Regions from separate parts of the Homo sapiens genome. Here regions 1 and 2 are each linked to region 3. Evidence: chromatin loops called from intact Hi-C (ENCODE). Cell type or tissue: chondrocyte. All regions are shown on one strand. Links, peaks and the distances in the headings refer to the core of each region. The heading gives the core; the rest is flanking DNA. Region 1 holds the start of IZUMO1R (IZUMO1 receptor, JUNO). Region 2 has its middle 28 kb from the start of HEPHL1. Region 3 overlaps LOC105369435 (a long non-coding RNA gene).

The links. Peaks named below come from ENCODE experiments on the same cell type or tissue, not always from the same donor. Only the 100,000 strongest peaks of a DNase experiment are listed, where the experiment ranks them.
Region 1: a loop joins it to region 3, with 2.9 times the contacts of the local background. A loop is called at or near these places in 1 of 110 quality-filtered maps.
Region 2: it touches region 3 in a loop (4-fold over the local background); 1 of 110 quality-filtered maps calls a loop at or near these places.

What each region holds. Positions count from the first base shown.
Region 1 is chr11:94,299,761-94,306,874 of GRCh38, forward strand. It overlaps IZUMO1R (IZUMO1 receptor, JUNO), which reads left to right and starts at 4,820. Exons shown (of 5, transcript NM_001199206.4): 1 at 4,820-5,119; 2 at 5,871-6,014; 3 at 6,753-6,962. The coding sequence starts at 5,877. In chondrocyte, for the core only: no CTCF peak of the experiment used is centred there; no DNase peak of the experiment used is centred there.
Region 2 is chr11:93,989,298-93,996,411 of GRCh38, forward strand. No RefSeq gene overlaps it. Among named protein-coding and RNA genes, the nearest start is that of HEPHL1, 28 kb to the right of the region's middle. In chondrocyte, for the core only: no CTCF peak of the experiment used is centred there; no DNase peak of the experiment used is centred there.
Region 3 is chr11:94,234,968-94,242,081 of GRCh38, forward strand. All of the region lies in intron 3 of LOC105369435 (a long non-coding RNA gene), which reads left to right. Among named protein-coding and RNA genes, the nearest start is that of IZUMO1R, 66 kb to the right of the region's middle. RefSeq lists enhancers at 2,627-3,172, 2,728-3,927, 3,173-3,717. In chondrocyte, for the core only: no CTCF peak of the experiment used is centred there; DNase peaks (open chromatin) are centred at 2,854 and 3,414.

The sequences.
Region 1 (7,114 bases), core at 785-5,784, 65 kb after region 3:
TCTCCCCTGTCTGTAATTTTCAGTTAATTCCTTGTCCATAGAACACTGGTGTTTTGCTCTCTGTTCTCCCCTTCCTTGGACTCTCTTCAACAGTTGATGAGCTTCACATTCATTTCCCTTGTGGTGATTAGACCTAAAAAGTGGCCTTCTTCAAGTGGCAATGAGAGGCCCCAGCATTAACGCTCTGAAATATCACGGAAATTATCAGAAAATGAAGAGGCTCTGGTTGGAAAATCTGGGAGTGAGGAAGAAAACTGAGAGAGGAAAGGCAGGGAGGGGAGGGGTGGGAGAAAAGGCTGAGAGGAGAGGTCACTATAAACTAAAAGGAGGAAGAATAGAGGAGGGAAGGAAAAGAAAGAGGGGATAGGAAGGAAGAGAGGAGAGGGGAGGGAGGGAGAGGAGAGAGAGAAGGGAAGAGATGGGAAGAAGGATGGGGAGAGGGAGAAAGGAGAGGTCACCTTAAGTTGGAGAGAAAAGGATAGGTGAGCACATGATAAAGGAGAAGAGAGAGAGGAAAGGAAGGAAGGCAGGAGAAAGGGAGAGATGGGATAGGTCAGGTTAAACTAGGGAGGTGTCTGAATTAGTATTCCAGGAAGAGATGCTGGGTGGATTGAAAATGTATCAAGAACAATTGCATATTGTAAAACTGCATACAAACCTCAGTTATGAGCTATTACACTCAGCAGCAGGAAAGAAGAGAGGCAGAAAAGAGAGATGGGATACGTCAGGTTAAACTAGAGAAGGGTCTGAGTTAAAACTATGTTTTTAAGAAATGCAGTTTGGGCCAGGCATGGTGGCTCACACCTGTAATCCCGGCACTTTGGGAAGCCGAGGCAGGTGGATCACTGGAGATCAGGAGTTTGAGACTAGCCTGGCCAACATGGTGAAACCCCATCTCTACTAAAAATACAAAAAGTTAGCTGGGCATGGTGGTGTGCACCTGTAATCCCAGCTACTCGGGAGGGAGGCTGAGGTGGGAGAATCGCTGGAACCCGGGAGGCAGAGGTTGCAGTGAGCCGAGATTGTGTTACTGCATTCCAGCCTAGGCGACAGAGTGAGAGTCTGTCTCAAAAAAAAAAAAGAAAGAAAGAAAAGAAAAGAAATGCAGTTTTATTCTACTCGGGTATTTCTCCTCATTGCAGACAACAAATTGCAGAGTATGCACTCTGGGCCAGGGACTGTGTTTGACCCTGTGACTATTACTGTCTTTCTGGAGCTGCTTACAGAAGAGGCAATGTCGAGCCTGTCTGCAGGCATTCATTTCCAAGGGCAGGAGGTATGTGCAATGACTGCAGCAGCATAAGCTCCAAGAGACATCTCACCAGCCCATGACGGCCATACAAGCTTCCCTGACAGGAAGCCTTCAGTTCTGAGAGCTGAGGGGTATGTATCCCTAGACACAGAGGCTGGGCTATGACAGAACAGCCCTGGAAGTGGGGCCCCTGCAAGCGGCAGGACAATGACAGGCCGTCAGGCCTCAGGAGTGCCCAGAGCATCAATGAGAGCAAGTACAACAGATTAAGATCTAAAAGTAAATAAAAACCACATTTAAAAGGGCTGGTGTGCCATGTTAAGGACCTGGGACTTACCTTAAGGTCTAGAAAGGTTTTAAACATGGGAGCATCATAATTGTCTTTACATTTTTAAAAGATCATTCTGAAAAACAAAGACTGCAAACAAATGTTGAACCCTAGTTAATGATATGCATGTTTGAATTACTTAGGAAGACATCAGTTTACTGATATCTGCAATTTACTTTGAAATACATAAAAAATAATAAGACTGATACCTGAATAGAGAGAAGGATGGTTGGCTAAATATATAATAAAGAAAATATAATAAAATGGTAATGGTGAAATCTAAGTGGTGGGCATATGAGAGAGAGTTCACTATAAAATTATCTCAACTTTATGTTTGAAAACTTTCATAATTAAAATACTGATAAAAGAAACGAAATAATTATATGAAAAATATACCTGCATTCTTATGTTTATTACAGCACTATTCACAATAGTAAAGATTTGGAATCAACCTAAGTGTTCATTAACAGATGAATGGATAAAGTAAATGTGGTAAAATATATACAATGATACACTATTCATCCATATAAAAGAATGAAATCGTATCTTTTGCAGTAACATGGATGGAACTGAAGCCACTATCTTAAGTAAAACAACTCAAACAAAAAGTCAAATACTGCATTTTCTCACTTAAAAGTGGAAGCTAAATAATGTGTACACATGGACATAGAGCATGGAATAATAGATGTTGGAGACTCAGAAGGGCGGGAGGGGGTGAGGTATAAGAAATTACATAATGAGTACAATGTACAAAGCACAGACTTCACCACTGTGCAATATATCCATGTAACCAAACTGCACTTATACCCTTAAATTTATACAAATTTAAAAAAATTCTGAGAAATTAGATCATTATGGCTGCTACTTGATTAAAGCTCTGGAAAAGGGTGGGAGAGCTAGTTAGGAGGTTGTTGCAGTAACTGAGGCAAGAGCCGATCATGGTCCAGACAGTAAGTAAGGGATGTGAATTCAAGAGATATTTAGAAAGTTAAATCAACAGCTTCGGCGATTGGATAGACATAGAGTGAAGAATAAATTAATATCCCTATTTACCTCCCTAGACAGAAACCAATTAAGAGTTTACATGAGGATGGTCAATCAGGTTTGGGGTGAGAAGAATTCATGAGACCCAGTAAGAACTCTGAATCACTGAAGTCCCCTTCGGCTGGCCTCTGACATCAGATTCTCACCAGGAGACTCCTGGCTCTAGCTCTTCACTTTCGTAGTCTGTTCTCAAATTCAGTGGGGGAGTGACCTCAGGATGGGAGAGGGGAAGGAAGTCATCACTGCCCAGCATCTCCAGTGGCCCCAAACCAGAGCCAAGGCTGGGTTGCTTCACCTACTGCCCTGCCCTCCTTGTCCTCCCTCAGAGCCCGCTGAAGGCTGCTGTACCTCTTCTTTTGGAAACGCAAGTGTTGGTTTTGTTGTGTGTGTGTGTGTTTTAGAATAAAAATTGTCTTGAATCAGCCACTTCAAATTGCTTCATCTACAGTCAGCTTTGACTTATCTGCTTTCAGTCAGAAAACAGATTGCTATGGAAGGCTCAGTCACAATAAGGCAAAAATGAGCTTTGCTCAAGGGTCTCAAGCTGCATCTCCCGAGAGCAGATGCTGGCCGGCCTGATGGTTCTCTGAAAGGCAGCCTCACTCACTGGGTAATTCCTTCCTCCCTCCCTCCCTCCCTCCCTCCACCTGCATATGCGCTGGCTGCAATTTTAGCTCATTTCCTACAGCTTTGTCCTGGAGACTGTTATCAAGCAAGCCGCCCTTCGTCCTTCTTCACACCCTATGAAGGACAGTTGTCAGAGGACCTATTTCCATTTCAATAATTACTCTTGTGATTCATGTCTGGATTCTCGGCTCTGGCACCTCCACAGCCATTTTAAACTGAACCTTAAACCCCAAATCTCTTACCTTATCAATGCTTGGAGCTTCCTGAATATTCATGAGGAACTGAACAGAACATGACAGCCTGCTTCTCCCTCTGTCAGGCTATAGAGATGCTATTACCATTTGGTATCTGACCCTAAGGAGGAGACTCCAGGCTCTGCTTAACGTGGGGACATGGGAGACTGGGTTAATAACTGTCACTGTTCTAGAATAAAGCCAACACACGCCTCCCAATACATGCACAACCTCATTATGGCATTTAACGTTAAAAAAAAAAAAAAAGCAGACCTCACTTGAGACCCAGGCACCCAGGCAGTATCTACTCTTTTAGTCCCGGAGGTTTCTCCCTCACCTGGTCCTTAAGCATTAGATAGGGAGTCGAGAATACCTGAAATTATATCCCAGCTCTGCTACTCACCGCTGAGCCTCAGTTCCCCACAGCTAAAACAAGGAGGGTGTTCATATTGGAGGTCTTTTTGAGACCTCAGATCCTGTAGACAGTACCAGGCCAGTGCCTGGCTCCTTGTTTGTGCTCAGCATTCAGTGGCTGTGATTACCCAGGTGTGGAGAATGTCATTTTCCAACATTAGTATATGCTTTACACATCAGTTGTAGCTGAACACCACAGAATGTATTTTATTCCATTAAAAAAACGCTTTTAGTGTTTTGTTTTCATTTCCTTTGTATCAATAAAACTTCAGTGATTTCAGCTACTTCTCTTTCAGAGAGAGAAAGAGAGGACATATTATAAAAACAAAGAAATATGCTCCTTTTCCAGCATTTTTATCATCTTTGGGACTCTCCCAAGAATCCTATCCAAGTTTCCAATCTCTCCTTAGCTGAAAAGGATAGTCTTGCAAATATGATCACTGCTGAGAACACTTGTAGAATATTTCACAGGACAACGATTCCTGTATGCTAAGGGAGGCTGCTTGGCGGGTTATGGAGGGACTTTCTTTGTTTTGTTTGCTTTGGCTTTGTTTGTATGTTTAAATTCTTGGGTCCCCAAGGCCACACTTCATCTCTGCATCCTGTGTCCTCGGTCTGTGCTCCAGCAGGGACCATAGTTCCTGTGGGCTGTGCGAGGACACTGTCAGAAAAGCCACCAGGTGACTGAGCTGATGCTTGGCTAACAGTGAAGGGGCAGGTAGAGCTACGGAACAGAACATAGGAGGGGCGTGTGGAGAGAGGATAAAAGAATAAAATTTAAAACCATTAAGACTTCCTCTATCCCAGGCACAATGCCAAGGTTTTTGTTCATGAACTTTCTCTTTATTTTTCCAATCCCATAATAAAAACTTCCTTTACAGAGAGAGAAACTGACAGAGAATTTGAGTCATTTTCTCCAGGGCAGCCAGCTAGTAAGTAGCAGAGCTGACAGCCGAACCCGGTAACTTATTGTAGAGCCCCGGATCTTGCCTACGATGGGGTCTGTTTCTCTGAGGAAGCAAACTTCCTCGGAACCCACAGGCCTGCAGAGCTGGGTGAGACAGATGCTGTTTAATGAGAGCCACGTGGAGTTCTCCTCCTGCACCTGGACCTAGTAGAAATCAGACTGGGTAATAAATGGGCGGGACATGGAACTCCCCTCAGCCTCATAGTCTCAGGGGGAGGAGGGAGCAGGAGCACCTGAAGGCTCCTGCCTTGAAAGTGAGTATGAAGAGAGTGCTGGAAGGGGCAGCATCTTTCCTCCTTTTACCTAACAGATCTGATTCTTTAAAAATATTCAAGGCCATGGCTGAGCTTGAAACTGGTTGTCTGGAGAGAGAACAGCCTTAGATTTGGACTTGAGGTTGGGCTCTGAAGAGGGGGGCTGGGCTCTTCTTCCCCAGGATGTTTGAGGCTCTTAGACCAGGGTAGGCTAGAAGTTTCCAGTTTCACCATGATGGGTCCAGGTCAGGCTCCTGCCAGACTTGGGGGACTGGGGGAGCCATGGGCTCCTGGGCTATGAAGGTGAGGGGCCCTGTGTCCTAAGAGGTTGGGTGCTTGAGGCCTGGGGCCCCTCTGCCTTTTGCTTTGTTTTGTCTCTCTTTCCACTACCTCTCATTACCACTACTACCCAGAACAGAGTTGGAAATAGGAAGGGCCCTCCTCCTCATTCCTGTGATGGGGATCAGGCTTTGGATGTAGAAGGCTCCTCCTATCTGACTCATGCCTCGGCATGCCCCTGGCTCTGCAGGGCCAGCAAGGCCTCCAGCACTGTGTCAGGCCTCCAAGGATTATTCTACCTGCCCTGACATTCTGTGATGCTGCCTCCAAAAGAAGGTCCTAGGAGCAGCCAGAGTGTTGCAATTATTTGAGGGAGATTGAAGCCCATCCCCCTTTCCCAGTGCCTGCTATGATGAAGGGGGTGGAGTGGGGTGTCATTTCCATCAAGTGTGCAGCATGGGTCTCTCTGTAGCAGGCCATGGCATGCTGGTGGCCGCTCCTGCTAGAGCTGTGGACAGTCATGCCCACCTGGGCTGGGGACGAGCTGCTCAACATCTGCATGAATGCCAAACACCACAAGAGAGTGCCCAGCCCAGAAGACAAGCTCTATGAGGAGGTACAGAGGCCAGACCTGGGTATGGGATGGGGAAGATCAGGGAAGGGACACAAATGCCAAGATGGTCTCCGAACCTCATCAACCCTGATCATTTGGTTCCTGGGGTTAGGAGTTAAGCAAAGGCAACTAGATGGAAAGAGACTATGCCTTTTTGAGACCATAAGAGCCAAGCGATTCAAAGTTCCCATTTCTGAGCTGCTCTAGCCACTGGGAAAGCAGGGACCGCTGGTGATCCCAGAGATCCATTGTTGACTCGGCACAGATGAAAACAAGCCTTCCTGCCAACAGGTCCTGGGGCAACATATGACTTATGTGACCCCTCCCCAAGCTCCTAAAGGCAATTTCCAGGGATATGGGAGGAAGAACACAGCTGGCATTTGGCCTATGAGACCCTCCCACCCAATGCAACCCCAGATTCCCCTGGGTCTCTCTGGGGCTCTTCTACCTGCTTTGCCCTAAAAGGCTTCTGCTGCCTCTCAGGAGCTGAGAGCCCAGAAGTTGTGTTTCTAGAGGACTGTAGCAGCCTGTGGCAGGGGGTCATTGTGCAGGTGCCTCTGCCCTTTGGGTAAATATTGAGAGATTATCAGGGTTCCTCTTATGTAGGGGCTTACTAGCTAAAGGCATCCCACTTGCTCAGGCCTCCTAAGGGACATTTTCATTTCACCACCTTTCTTCCCTAGACACTTGCCGATCCTTGCCCCTTTTGCCTGGGCCTTTTGTTTCTTCCTCTGCCTTCAGTGCATCCCCTGGAAGGACAATGCCTGCTGCACCCTCACGACAAGCTGGGAAGCCCATCTGGATGTATCCCCACTCTACAACTTCAGCCTGTTTCACTGTGGACTGCTGATGCCTGGCTGTCGGAAGCACTTCATCCAGGCTATCTGCTTCTATGAGTGCTCCCCAAACCTGGGGCCCTGGATCCAGCCAGTGGGAAGCCTGGGGTGGGAGGTAGGAAGCAGATCTGTGCCATGCCCTGTTATTATATTAACAGCCAGAGCTTTCACCCGATCTTATGCTGATGCCGCCAGGATGCTAGTAGGAACAGGAGGTGTTATTTCCCTATGGACAAGAGCAGAGCCAGAGGCCCCTGCTGGAGAATC
Region 2 (7,114 bases), core at 898-5,897, 250 kb before region 3:
GTATGAAGAGTGGAGAATGAATTTGGTGTGGGCAAGCAGAGAATAACAGCCTCAGCTTCTAGGAGTCTAACTCTTACGTTTTAAGGACTCCACATTCCAAGGCAAATAATTTATCCTTAGCTTTCAAGCTTAAAATGGGGCCAGGAATATTTTGTGAACCATATTAGAGTGTGACAAAAGTTATAACCATAGATTTAGCGTTATTTTGTGGGTTAACTTCATTCCTGTCTGTAAGCATATGATAAAGTCACAATTTCAAGTCTCAGAAGGAGTGGAGGCTCTAGAACCACAAATGTCAGCCACATATATAAAAGTTTAGTAGTCACATTAAAAAAGTAAAAAGAAACAAAGTTAATTTTAATTTTACTAGTATGTGTTCTTTAACATAATATAGCTAAAATATTATCATTTCAATATGTAACCAATGTAAAATTATCAAGATTTTTTAAAAAATCATTTTTATTATTTAAAAAATTTTTCAGCACATCACGGTTGCAAAGTAGATATTTTATATTCTTTTTTCATACTGAGCCTTTACATTTTATACTTACAGCACATCTCAGTTCAGACTAGGTACATTTCCAGTGCTCTAAACCACATGTGGCCAGTGGCTACCATACTGGACAGAGAAGCTCTAGATCCTGCCTTCTCTAGATTCCACGGAGAAGCTATGAGCAGGATTCTAAGAAGTTAGAGCTCAGACCTCAGACATTTCCTAGTGATTCTATTGGTTTGTTTTAATAAACTTTTTACTGACGTATAACATGCATGCAGAGAACAGCACAAACCATGAGTGTGCAACTTGAATTTTCACAAACACACCTGTGTAATCAGCTCTAAGATGAAGAAACAGAAAATTACCCACAGCCCAGAAGAGTCCCTCATGTTCATTACTGGTCACTTCTCAGGTCACTTCTCACCCACTTCCACCAGGATAAGCACCACTCTGACTTCCGACACTATATATTTGTTTAGCCTGTTTTTTTATTCATGTGTAATGGAAACTGAACATTGTTTCTGGCTTTTTTGTACTCAACAATACGCTTGTTATTGTGTATGTTCTATTGCTGTGTCACATTTCATTGTACAACTCTACCTCCATGTTTTTACCCATTGTATAAAGAGCATTTGGGTTGTTTCTGGTACTGCCATGAGCATTCTTACATATGACTTTTGGGGAACATAGGTAGATCCTGACTGCTTTCCTGTTACAAGAAATGGAGGCTTGCCATTGTCTGCTCTTCTGTCTTTTCTCTTAGGGTTTAAAACTGCAGTTAGTACTTATTAAGGTAATGGCAGCAATACTTGTTTTTGTAGAAAGTGACTGTGTCTCTCATGTTGTATATATTTTCTTTCTTTTTTTAGGTGGTAATTTTTTTGGAATTTATTAATTTGTGTTTAAAAAGAACTGCTGAGGGAGTCAGAATAAGTTTTAGTGTATTTTATAGGCGACTTTCAGAAAAATAAATAAATAAAATGAACTGCAGGAAAAGGTTCACGGTAATAATCTGAACAGGTAGGAAAATACAGTTGACACTACTGAAACACTACCAAAATGATTCCAGGACATACATTTACTCCACAAAGCAAAACCTCTTAGATGCTGTCATTGATGTGAACACTTAACTGCTTCTTACTTTTCTAAACACATGGTGGTATAATTAATGATATTTAATCACTTCTGTTCTTTCATATATATAAATATATAAGATACCATTAAAAACTAATATATCTTCTCCTTAAATGTTTCTTACAGATACAACTTTAATATTTTCATTCAATAATAGTATAGTTTAAGAGATTTTTTTCATTCACAAGTTAAATGACAATCCACCCAAAGGAAATGATAAGTGATAGACTCGTGGTGCAAGTAAAGTGTCTGGGAATGCAGCAATGGACATTTCTAAAATACAAAAAAATATAAAATTCTTAGGAGGTACAACAAAAGCTTTACTAAGCAGATAGACACAGAACTAGAATGTTTGATAATTTTACTGGTGATATCAATGGGACTCTAGATGTTTTCAAACTGAATTTGAACTCTCATTTTAGGCTTCGTATTCTGCTTTTTCCATTTCATTAATGACACAAACATGATCCAAATCCCTGAAATACTCATTATAGTGATAACCTACAGATCACACTTAAAACAGTTCCAGATTTACTGCTGGGGAAGGTCTTATGATTCATGGCTTACATCCTGTCCCCAGGTAAAATATCTTATAATTTTCTCAAACTGTTGGTGTACTGATTAATACATAACCTACTGACATGGAAAAGGACACTTACTTCTTTCTAAATTATGAAGTTTTACTGAGTGTAAACTTCACGATTCTATGTGAATGTCCTCCATTCCACATAGAACATTTTAGCCTATGTGTTGTCATCTGTAACCAATGAACGTAACCTCTGAATTATACCTTCCAATGAAAAAGGACAACTCTGATATGAGGAGACCCGCTTCTCCTAAACTTTCTTATTAAAACATTTCAAGTTGTTGGGCTGGGTGCTGTGGCTCATGCCTGTAATCCCAGCATTTTGGAAGGCTGAGGCGGGCAGATAGCTTGAGGTCAGGAGTTCAAGATGAGCCTGGCCAACATGGTGAAACCCCATCACCACTAAATATAAAAGTTAGCTGGGCATTAGCCAGGTGTGGTGGTGTGTACCTGTAATCTCAGCTACTCAGGAGGCTGAGGCACGAGAATTGCTTGAACCCTGGAGGTGGAGGTTGCAGTGAGCCAAGATCACACCACTGTACTCCAGCCTGGGTAACAGAGCAAGACCCTGTTTCAAAAAAAAAAAAAAAAAAAGCCAAGTTGTAATAGACTTCAAAGCATCCTTAACTTTGTTGGTGTGACTTCCTGAGTTGATCTACACATTTGGCTTCCAATAAACCTTAATCATATTATTTATGCCTTAAAAGCCTTAATTTTGGTCAACAAAATGGTGTCATGGGCAGGATTTTGGAATGACCTCCCCGGACAACCCAGCCAATTTCCAACCTTTGTGCAGGTAACAGAAATGAATTCATTGCATTTCCAAACTTGGATTCCCTTGCTGGATGCTACAGATGAGTTCTTCCCAAAATTAATGAATGTCCTGTCTTAGCCAAAGCCCTGGTTTATTGAAGCTAGTCTCCTGTTTGGCTATGAAGTACAATGACTCTCCTGGAATGAGAGTTACTGCTACGAATTCAACCTAAGGGTTTTTGTTGAATTCTAAGACAGGTTAAAATAGTCTGTAAATTGTTTTCCAGGAGGCTTGGGGCAAGATACCTTTTCCTTAATGGTCACATGAGGACACTTTTGCTCCACTACATAGCTTGTCTCACTCAAAACAACCAAAACAGAAAATGGGTCATCTAAGGCTGAGGATGCACCAGCTGGGTTTACATAAAATATATACAGTCCTTCTACTTAAATAAGTGGACTAACCTAAACTGGGATGGTTATAAGCAATAATAGCCAGAGTGGGGATGTTTTAGACGTGGCTAAAACAACATCTTTACATACAAAATTGAAAAAAAATTGGTTTTAGAACAACACAAATTAAATGCGAGACTTATTTCCAATAGCACCCAAAAGCCTCTAAAGTTCCAACTGTTCCCACTCCTTCTACCTATTATCTAAACTCATTCCTTTCTGCTTATTCCCTTGGCTCCTATACACCTCTTAGGCAGAAACTTTGAAATTTCACAATGCACACATTTTCTTCTCTGAAAATGGCAAAGCACATTTAAATTTAAAACAAAATGAACAAAGAGAACAAAAATCTCTTGTCAAATTGTAACCGCCAGTGTTGGAAAAATGGCCTGGTGGGAGATGATTGGATCATGGGGGGTGGACTTTCTCCTTGCTGTTCTCATGATAGTGAGTGAGTTCTCATAATATCTGGTTGTTTAAAAGTGTGTAGTACCTCTTCCTTCTTTTTCTTCCTCCTGCTATGTAAAATGTGCCTCCCTCCTTTTCCCTGTTCGCCATGATTTTAAGTTTCCTGAGGCCTTCCCAGCCAAGCTTCCTGTAAAGCTTGTGAAACTGTGAGTCAATTAAACCTCTTTTCTTTATAAATTACCCAATCTCAAGTAGTTCTTTATAGCAATGCAAGAATGGACTAATACAATATGCATTATGTTATATGTCATGTCTATATGGTAGCAAGTTGACTAGGTTCATGTTATAATCCCAGCACTTTGGGAGGCCAAATGGGAGAATCACTTCAGCCCAAGAGTTTGACCCTAGCCTAGGCAAGATGGTGAGACCCTGTATCTACAAAATATTTAAAAATTAGCTGGGGGTTGTAGTGTGCAACTGTAGTGTCAGCTACTTAGGAGGCTAAGGTAGGTAGATCTCTTGAGCCCAGGAGCTCAAACCTGCATTGAGCTATGATCACACCACTGCATTCCAGCCTAGGTGACAAAGCAAGACCCTGCCTCTAAAAACAATAATACTAATTAAATGAATGAATGAATGAATAAATAAATGCTCAGAAACTAGTAAGCCCAAATATTTTCCAGGTTCACATGACTTAAATCTTTACTAAACTAATTATAAAACTTTTGGTAAAATAAAAATAACTTTAAAATTGTTGACCTATATTTTTGCCTGGATTTATTAGTCAGACAGTTTTATGTTTGTCTCTGATAGATATTTTAAGGTGTCAGGGTTTAACATAAAAGTTACAAAATCATAAACCCAGAAAATAACAAAATAATCTTTGTGTAATTTTTTGGTAGGTAAGACTTATTTAGTATTGTTGGTTTAATAAAAACAGCTGTATTTTCTAAGTCATTGACAACATGCCTGCATATTTAAAGTTCGTACTTAAGTAAACACCTGATATTTACAGGCTATAAAATTGGTTAACAGAAAAATAAAATAATGACTAACTTTGTCTAATACCTCAGTTCTTATAAGTAATCTAGTTATTAAATAAATTAAATAAATTAAATAATTAAATAAATTAGGTAAATATAAATGGAGCAAATGTTTATAAATTTTAATGTAATTTTAAATCTTAGAGTTATGTTAAATAAGATACTCATTAAATGTCTGGGTCATTTCCAATTAAAAATTATGTTATAAGGAAATATGTTTCTAAAAATTATAAAATGGTTCTCATCTATAAATACCAGTATGTGATAGAGAAGTCAAGATTTCTTGCTTCCCAGGTTTTCACTAAAAATTTAAATTCTCACTGATATATATATAATTTTTTATATAAAGTATACCAAAAATAGGATATGTTTTAAAATAAAAAGCATACAAAATACATAGCAATGTGTTTTTTATTAAAAGTAATTTTATCTACTTCAGGGGTTATGTAAAGGTTATTTATAAAACAAGATAGAACTAAACCAGTAAGCAAGAGAGAGAGAGAGATGTAGAAAAGTTATGGATATAAAGATATATTTTTTAATAAAAATAGTTTAAAAAAGAGAATAATATTGTATGAAAAATATTATATGGTAAGTTTTTGTTCTAAAATAAAACCACTGTTTATTTTAAAAAGTATAGGACAAAACAAAAAGTCCAAAAATGTGGTAAATAGTCTGTGTAAGCCACAACGATATGGCTCATAAAACAGGAATTTATGAAAGAAATTTTGTACATGATCAAGTTGACTATATAAAAGAAATTACTTAACAGTCTTTCTAAATATCAAATGAACTTTGATATTAAAAATACACTAATACAAAACTGAAAATCTTAGTCTCCTATGTTAGAACAACAAGATTTTCTCAAAGTTTTGATTTACTCTTAATAAAATTACAAAGAGTTTTGATTTTTTTTTTTTTTAAGACAGGGTCTCACTCTGTTACCCAGCCTGGAGTGCAGTGGTGCAATCTCAGCCCACCGCAACCTCCACCTCCTGGGCTCAAGCTATCCTCCCAACTCCTGAGTAGCTGAGACCACAGTTCTGACTCACCACACCTGGCTAATTTTTAAATTTTTTGTAGAGATGGGGTTTTACCATGTCACCACGGCTGGTCTCAAACTCCTGGTTCAAGTGGTCTGCCTGCCTCAGCCTCCCAAATTGCTGGGATTACAGGTATGAGCCACCATGCCTGGCCATTCACTTTTTAATTCTACATATATCATTGCCTTCTGTTTCTTTTTCCTGTAAAAAGGTTTATCTTTTTATTGGGTGAAATGTTAACTCTCTTCTTCAAACTTTTTATAAACTCCTGTAATGTTTTCTCTGGTTCTAACTTTACTATCATGGCCCGACACTAAATGTTTTATTTTAAAGCTCTAAAAAACAATGTTTTCCTTTAGCATAACTTGATTCTGTACCTTTGGCTTTTCTTGATATGTCTAAATAGTTCAATGTAATAAGGAAATCTCCTATGTTGTTACTAAGAGCCATGCGTTTTCCTGCTCAAGGTACCAGGAGTGCACCACTGCACTCCAGGCTGGGTAACAGAGTGAGAACCTGTCTTAAAAAAAAAAAATCAAAACTCTTTGTAATTTTATTAAGAGTAAATCAAAACTTTGAGAAAATCTTGTTGTTCTAACATAGGAGACTAAGATTTTCAGTTTTGTATTAGTGTATTTTTAATATCAAAGTTCATTTGATTTTTTTTGTTATTTTCATTCCTCTATAATACAGTGTTCACTCATAACCCTGGACACAATTTTTCTGTGTCTGATTAAATTCAAGTACCCTTTTCATCATATTTGACTTCCAGATTATCTAAATGCACTTCCCAGAAGGAAAAACAATCACAGTACAGGAAGTTTTTCTTTACCTTTTGGTAACTGGCCTAAAAAACAAAGATTTGGTGTTTTCTCAAGATAATTCCTGTGTTGTATTTTTAAAAGATTTTTGAATCCTTAAGAAAACTGAGTCTTAAAAGAGTGAAAGTTTTTGCATACAGGTTACCTTCTATATTGCTTTTAAGGTCCCTATGACTGTTACTCTCATCAAATCAATAACAATTATTTTACAATGACCTGTGATTCTGTTTTACACAAATGGTTTAAACATTTGAACATCTTTGATGGTTTTCCCCAGGATCCAAATCTTAAATTAAGTCTTCTTGGCCTAAAATTAACTTTGAGATTTTCTAGTTGGGCCCTGGAAAGCCTCAAAAAATTTCTCATCTTGTAAAAAT
Region 3 (7,114 bases), core at 930-5,929:
TGGTCTAAAATTCTCTTTTTTTGTTGTGTCCCTGCCCGGCTTTGGTATCAGAATGATGCTGGTCTCATAAAATGAGTTAGGGAGGATTCCCTCTTTTTCTATTGATTGGAATAGTTTCAGAAGGAATGGTACCAGTTCCTCCTTGTACCTCTGGTAGAATTCGGCTGTGAATCCATCTGGTCCTGGACTCTTTTTGGTTGGTAAACTATTGATTATTGCCACAATTTCAGCTCCTGTTATTGGTCTATTCAGAGATTCAACTTCTTCCTGGCTTAGTCTTGGGAGAGTGTATGTGTCGAGGAATGTAGCCATTTCTTCTAGATTTTCTAGTTTATTTGCGTAGAGGTGTTTGTAGTATTCTCTGATGGTAGTTTGTATTTCTGTGGGATCGGTGGTGATAGCCCCTTTATCATTTTTTATTGTGTCTATTTGATTCTTCTCTCTTTTTTTCTTTATTAGTCTTGCTAGTGGTCTATCAATTTTGTTGATCCTTTCGAAAAACCAGCTCCTGGATTCATTAATTTTTTGAAGGGTCTTTTGTGTCTCTATTTCCTTCAGTTCTGCTGTGATTTTAGTTATTTCTTGCCTTCTGCTAGCTTTTGAATGTGTTTGCTCTTGCTTTTCTAGTTCTTTTAATTGTGATGTTAGGGTGTCAATTTTGGATCTTTCCTGCTTTCTCTTGTGGGCATTTAGTGCTATAAATTTCCCTCTACACACTGCTTTGAATGTGTCCCAGAGATTCTGGTATGTTGTGTCTTTGTTCTCGTTGGTTTCAAAGAACATCTTTATTTCTGCCTTCATTTCGTTATGTATCCAGTAGTCGTTCAGGAGCAGGTTGTTCAGTTTCCATGTAGTTGAGCGGTTTTGAGTGAGATTCTTAATTCTGAGTTCTAGTTTGATTGCACTGTGGTCTGAGAGATAGTTTGTTATAATCTCTGTTCTTTTACATTTGCTGAGGAGAGCTTCCAAGTATGTGGTCAATTTTGGAATAGGTGTGGTGTGGTGCTGAAAAAAATGTATATTCTGTTGATTTGGGGTGGAGAGTTCTGTAGATGTCTATTAGGTCCGCTTGGTGCAAAGCTGAGTTCAATTCCTGGGTATCCTTGTTGACTTTCTGTCTCATTGATCTGTCTAATGTTGACAGTGGGGTGTTAAAGTCTCCCATTATTATTGTGTGGGAGTCTAAGTCTCTTTATAGGTCACTCAGGACTTGCTTTATGAATCTGGGTGCTCCTGTATTGGGTGCATATATATTTAGGATAGTTAGCTCTTCTTGTTGAATTGATCCATTTACCATTATGTAATGGCCTTCTTTGTCTCTTTTGATCTTTGTTGGTTTAAAGTCTGTTTTATCAGAGACTAGGATTGTAACTCCTGCCTTTTTTTGTTTTCCATTTGCTTGGTAGATCTTCCTCCATCCCTTTATTTTGAGCCTGTGTGTGTGTCTGCACGTGAGATGGGTCTCCTGAATACAGCACACTGATGGGTCTTGACTCTTTATCCAATTTGCCAGTCTGTGTCTTTTAATTGGAGCATTTAGTCCATTTACATTTAAAGTTAATATGGTTATGTGTGAATTTGATCCTGTCATTATGATGTTAGTCAGTTATTTTGCTCATTAGTTGATGTAGTTTCTTCCTAGTCTCGATGGTCTTTACATTTTGGCATGATTTTGCAGCGGCTGGTACTGATTGTTCCTTTCCATGTTCAGCGCTTCCTTCAGGAGCTCTTTTAGGGCAGGCCTGGTGGTGACAAAATCTCTCAGCATTTGCTTGTCTGTAAAGGATTTTATTTCTCCTTCACTTATGAAGCTTAGTTTGGCTGGATATGAAATTCTGGGTTGAAAATTCTTTTCTTTAAGAATGTTGAATATTGGCCCCCACTCTCTTCTGGCTTGTAGGGTTTCTGCTGAGAGATCTGCTGTTAGTCTGATGGGCTTCCCTTTGAGGGTAACCCGACCTTTCTCTCTGGCTGCCCTTAACATTTTTTCCTTCATTTCAACTTTGGTGAATCTGACAATTATGTGTCTTGGAGTTGCTCTTCTCGAGGAGTATCTTTGTGGCGTTCTCTGTATTTCCTGAATCTGAACATTGGCCTGCCTTGCTAGATTGGGGAAGTTCTCCTGGATAATATCCTGCAGAGTGTTTTCCAACTTGGTTCCATTCTCCCCATCACTTTCAGGTACACCAATCAGACGTAGATTTGGTCTTTTCACATAGTCCCATATTTCTTGGAGGCTTTGCTCGTTTCTTTTTATTCTTTTTTCTCTAAACTTCCCTTCTCGCTTCATTTCATTCATTTCATCTTCCATTGCTGATACCCTTTCTTCCAGTTGATCGCATCGGCTCCTGAGGCTTCTGCATTCTTCACGTAGTTCTCGAGCCTTGGTTTTCAGCTCCATCAGCTCCTTTAAGCACTTCTCTGTATTGGTTATTCTAGTTATACATTCTTCTAAATTTTTTTCAAAGTTTTCAACTTCTTTGCCTTTGGTTTGAATGTCCTCCCGTAGCTCAGAGTAATTTGATCGTCTGAAGCCTTCTTCTCTCAGCTCGTCAAAGTCATTCTCCATCCAGCTCTGTTCCGTTGCTGGTGAGGAACGGCGTTCCTTTGGAGGAGGAGAAGCGCTCTGTGTTTTAGAGTTTCCCGTTTTTCTGTTCTGCTTTTTCCCCATCTTTGTGGTTTTATCTACCTTTGGTCTTTGATGATGGTGATGTACAGATGGGTTTTTGGTGTGGATGTCCTTTCTGTTTGTTAGTTTTCCTTCTAACAGAGAGGATCCTCAGCTGCAGGTCTGTTGGAATACCCTGCCATGTGAGGTGTCAGTGTGCCCCTGCTGGCGGGTGCCTGCCAGTTAGGCTGCTCGGGGGTCAGGGACCCACTTGAGGAGGCAGTCTGCCCGTTTTCAGATCTCCAGCTGCGTGCTGGGAGAACCACTGCTCTCTTCAAAGCTGTCAGACAGGGACATTTAAGTATGCAGAGGTTACTGCTGTCTTTTTGTTTGTCTGTGCCCTGTCCCCAGAGGTGGAGCCTACAGAGGCAGGCAGGCCTCCTTGAGCTGTGGTGGGCTCCACCCAGTTCGAGCATCGGGGCTGCTTTGTTTACCTAAGCAAGCCTGGGCAATGGCGGGCGCCCCTCCCCCAGCCTCGCTGCCGCCTTGCAGTTTGATCTCAGACTGCTGTGCTAGCAATCAGCGAGACTCCGTGGGCATAGGACCCTCTGAGCCAGGTGCGGGATATAATCTCGTGGTGCACCGTTTTTTAAGCCAGTCTGAAAAGCGCAATATTCGGGTGGGAGTGACCCGATTTTCCAGGTGAGTCCGTCACCCCTTTCTTTGACTCGGAAAGGGAACTCCCTGACCCCTTGCACTTCCCAAGTGAGGCAATGCCTTGCCCTGCTTCGGCTCGTGCAAACCCACTGACCTGCGCCCACTGTCTGGCACTCCCTAGTGAGATGAACCCGGTACCTCAGATGGAAATGCAGAAATCACCCATCTTCTGCGTCGCTCACGCTGGGAGCTATAGACCGGAGCTGTTCCTATTCGGCCATCTTGGCTCCTCCTTCGCCACATTTTCTTAATCCAGTCTATCGTTGTTGGACATTTGGGTTGGTTCCAAGTCTTTGCTATTGTGAATAGTGCCACAATAAACATACGTGCGCATGGGTCTTTATAGCAGCATGATTTATAATCCTTTGGGTATATACCCAATAATGGGATTGCTGGGTCAAATGGTATTTCTAGTTCTAGATCCCTGAGGAATCGCCACACTGACTTCCACAATGGTTGAACTAGTTTACAGTCCCACCACCAGTGTAAAAGTGTTCCTGTTTCTCCACATCCTCTCTAGCACCTGTTGTTTCCTGATTTTTAATGATTGGCATTCTCACTGGTGTAAGATGGTATCTCATTGTGATTTTGATTTGCATTTCTCTGATGGCCAGTGATGATGAGCATTTTTTCATGTGTCTGTTGGCTGCATAAATGTCTTCTTTTGAGAAGTGTCTGTTCATATCCTTTGCCCACTTGTTGATGGGGTTGTTTGTCTTTTTCTTGTAAATTTGTTTGAGTTCATTGTAGATTCTGGATATTAGCCCTTTGTCAGATGAGTAGATTGCAAAAATTTTCTCCCATTCTATAGGTTGGCTGTTCACTCTGATGGTAGTTTCTTTTGCTGTGCAGAAGCTCTTTAGTTTAATTAGATCCCATTTGTCAATTTTGTCTTTTATTGCCATTGCTTTTGGTGTTTTGGACATGAAGTCCTTGCCCATGCCTATGTCCTGAATGGTAATGCCTAGGTTTTCTTCTAGGGTTTTTATGGTTTTAGGTCTAACGTTTAAGTCTTTAATCCAACTTGAATTGATTTTTGTGTAAGGTGTAAGGAAGGGATCCAGTTTCAGCTTTCTACATATGGCTAGCCAGTTTTCCCAGCACCATTTATTAAATAGGGAATCCTTTCCCCATTGCTTGTTTTTCTCAGGTTTGTCAAAGATCAGATAGTTGTAGATATGCGGCGTTATTTCTGAGGGCTCTGTTCTGTTCCATTGATCTATATCTCTGTTTTGGTACCAGTACCATGCTGTTTTGGTTACTGTAGCCTTGTAGTATAGTTTGAAGTCAGGTAGTGTGATGCCTCCAGCTTTGTTCTTTTGGCTTGGGATTGCCTTGGCGATGCAGGCTCTTTTTTGGTTCCATATGAACTTTAAAGTAGTTTTTTCCAATTCTGTGAAGAAAGTCATTGGTAGCTTGATGGGGATGGCATTGAATCTGTAAATTACCTTGGGCAGTATGGCCATTTTCACGATATTGATTCTTCCTACCCATGAGCATGGAATGTTCTTCCATTTGTTTGTATCCTCTTTTATTTCCTTGAGCAGTGGTTTGTAGTTCTCCTTGAAGAGGTCCTTCACATCCCTTGTAAGTTGGATTCCTAGGTATTTTATTCTCTTTGAAGCAATTGTGAATGGGAGTTCACTCATGATTTGGCTCTCTGTCTGTTGTTGGTCTATAAGAATGCTTGTGATTTTTGCACATTGATTTTGTATCGTGAGACTTTGCTGAAGTTGCTTATCAGCTTAAGGAGATTTTGGGCTGAGACAGTGGGGTTTTCTAGATATACAATCATGTCATCTGCAAACAGGGATAATTTGACTTCCTCTTTTCCTAATTGAATACCCTTTATTTCCTTCTCCTGCCTGATTGCCCTGGCCAGAACTTCCAACACTATGTTGAATAGGAGTGGTGAGAGAGGGCATCCCTGTCTTGTGCCAGTTTTCAAAGGGAGTGCTTCCGGTTTTTGCCCATTCAGTATGATATTGGCTGTGGGTTTGTCATAGATAGCTCTTATTATTTTGAAATACGTCCCATGAATACCTAATATATTGAGAGTTTTTAGCATGAAGTGTTCTTGAATTTTGTCAAAGGCCTTTTCTGCATCTATTGTAATAATCATGTGGTTTTTGTCGTTGGTTCTGTTTATATGCTGGATTATGTTTATTGATTTGTGTATGTTGAACCAGCCTTGCATCCCAGGGATGAAGCCCACTTGATCATGGTGGATAAGCTTTTTGATGTGCTGCTGGATTCAGTTTGCCAGTATTTTATTGAGGATTTTTGCATCGATGTTCATCAGGGATATTGGTCTAAAATTCTCTTTTTTTGTTGTGTCTCTGCCCGGCTTTGGTATCAGGATGATGCTGGCCTCACAAAATGAGTTAGGGAGGACTTCCTCTTTTCTATTGATTGGAATAGTTTCAGAAGGAATGGTAACAGCTCCTCCTTGTACCTCTGGTAGAATTCGGCTGTGAATCCATCTGGTCCTGGACCGTTTTTGGTTGGTAAGCTATTAATTATTGCCTCAATTTCAGAGCCTATCATTGGTCTATTCAGAGATTCAGCTTCCTGGTTTAGTCTTGGGAGGGTGTATGTGTCCAGGAACTTATCCATTTCTTCTAGATTTTCTAGTTTATTTGCATAGAGGTGTTTATAGTATTCTCTGATGGTAGTTTGTATTTCTGTGGGTTCAGTTGTGATATCCCCTTTATCATTTTTTTTTGCATCTATTTGATTCTTCTCTCTTTTCTTCTTTGTTAGTCTTGCTAGCGGTCTATCAATCAGTTTTGTTGATCTTTTCAAAAAACCAGCTCCTGGATTCATTGATTTTTTGAAGGGTTTTTTGTGTCTCTATTTCCTTCAGTTCTTCTCTGATCTTAGTTATTTCTTGCCTTCTGCTAGCTTTTGAATGTGTTTGCTCTTGCTTCTCTAGTTCTTTTAATTGTGATGTTAGGGTGTCAATTTTAGATCTTTCCTGCTTTTTAAAAAAAATATGAATGCCTGAGCCTCATCCCCCAAGATTCTGATTTAGTGTGCCTGATTTAATGGGGTTGGGTCTTGGCATTGGGATTTTTCAGAGCTGCCCAGAAGATTCCAAAATGAATTCAAGACTGAGCACCACTGCCTTAAAGGCACCACCAGACAGTTACCTATCATTCCTGCATCATCTCAAATGTGCTTCTCCACTCACTAGTTGTTGGTAACTCTTATAGGTGTGTTTCCGAGAAGGAAACTGTCAAAGAACCCTGGAGTTAAGAAGGGCAGGCTCTCTGGAAAAGGTGAGACTCCAGGGAGCCTTTGAAGGACTAAAGTTTCTCTTAGGACAGGAGGGCTGTAAAGCAGTAGAGCCAAAGACCTGGAGCCCCCACATCCTGTCTGCCAGATGAAATCCTGCTTCCCTTTAAGGGAGGAGGCATGATAAAACATTTTGTTTTTCTTTTTCTCTCCCAAAATCTGCTTGTGTAAAAAATAAAAAAGAAACTGCTTCGGGAAAAAAAATTGCTTTAGAAGCCTAATCTATTGCTTGAGAAAATAGTAGCATCTCTATATTTTAAGTGGTGAGTTTATGAGACAAATTCTTTTTTGGAGGACCAATGAAAGAGATTGAAAATATAATTGAAATTCCAAGCAGATTTTGGGAGAGAAAAAGAAAAACAAAACAAAACAACCCTAAAGGCAGGCCTGAGAAAAGTTCTGGCAGACTGAGAAAACAAAGATTTAGATGAATCAGCCTAGAAAGATGGAAGTTCATTCCTTCTGTGCTGCCCGAGGATGATAGCACAGAGG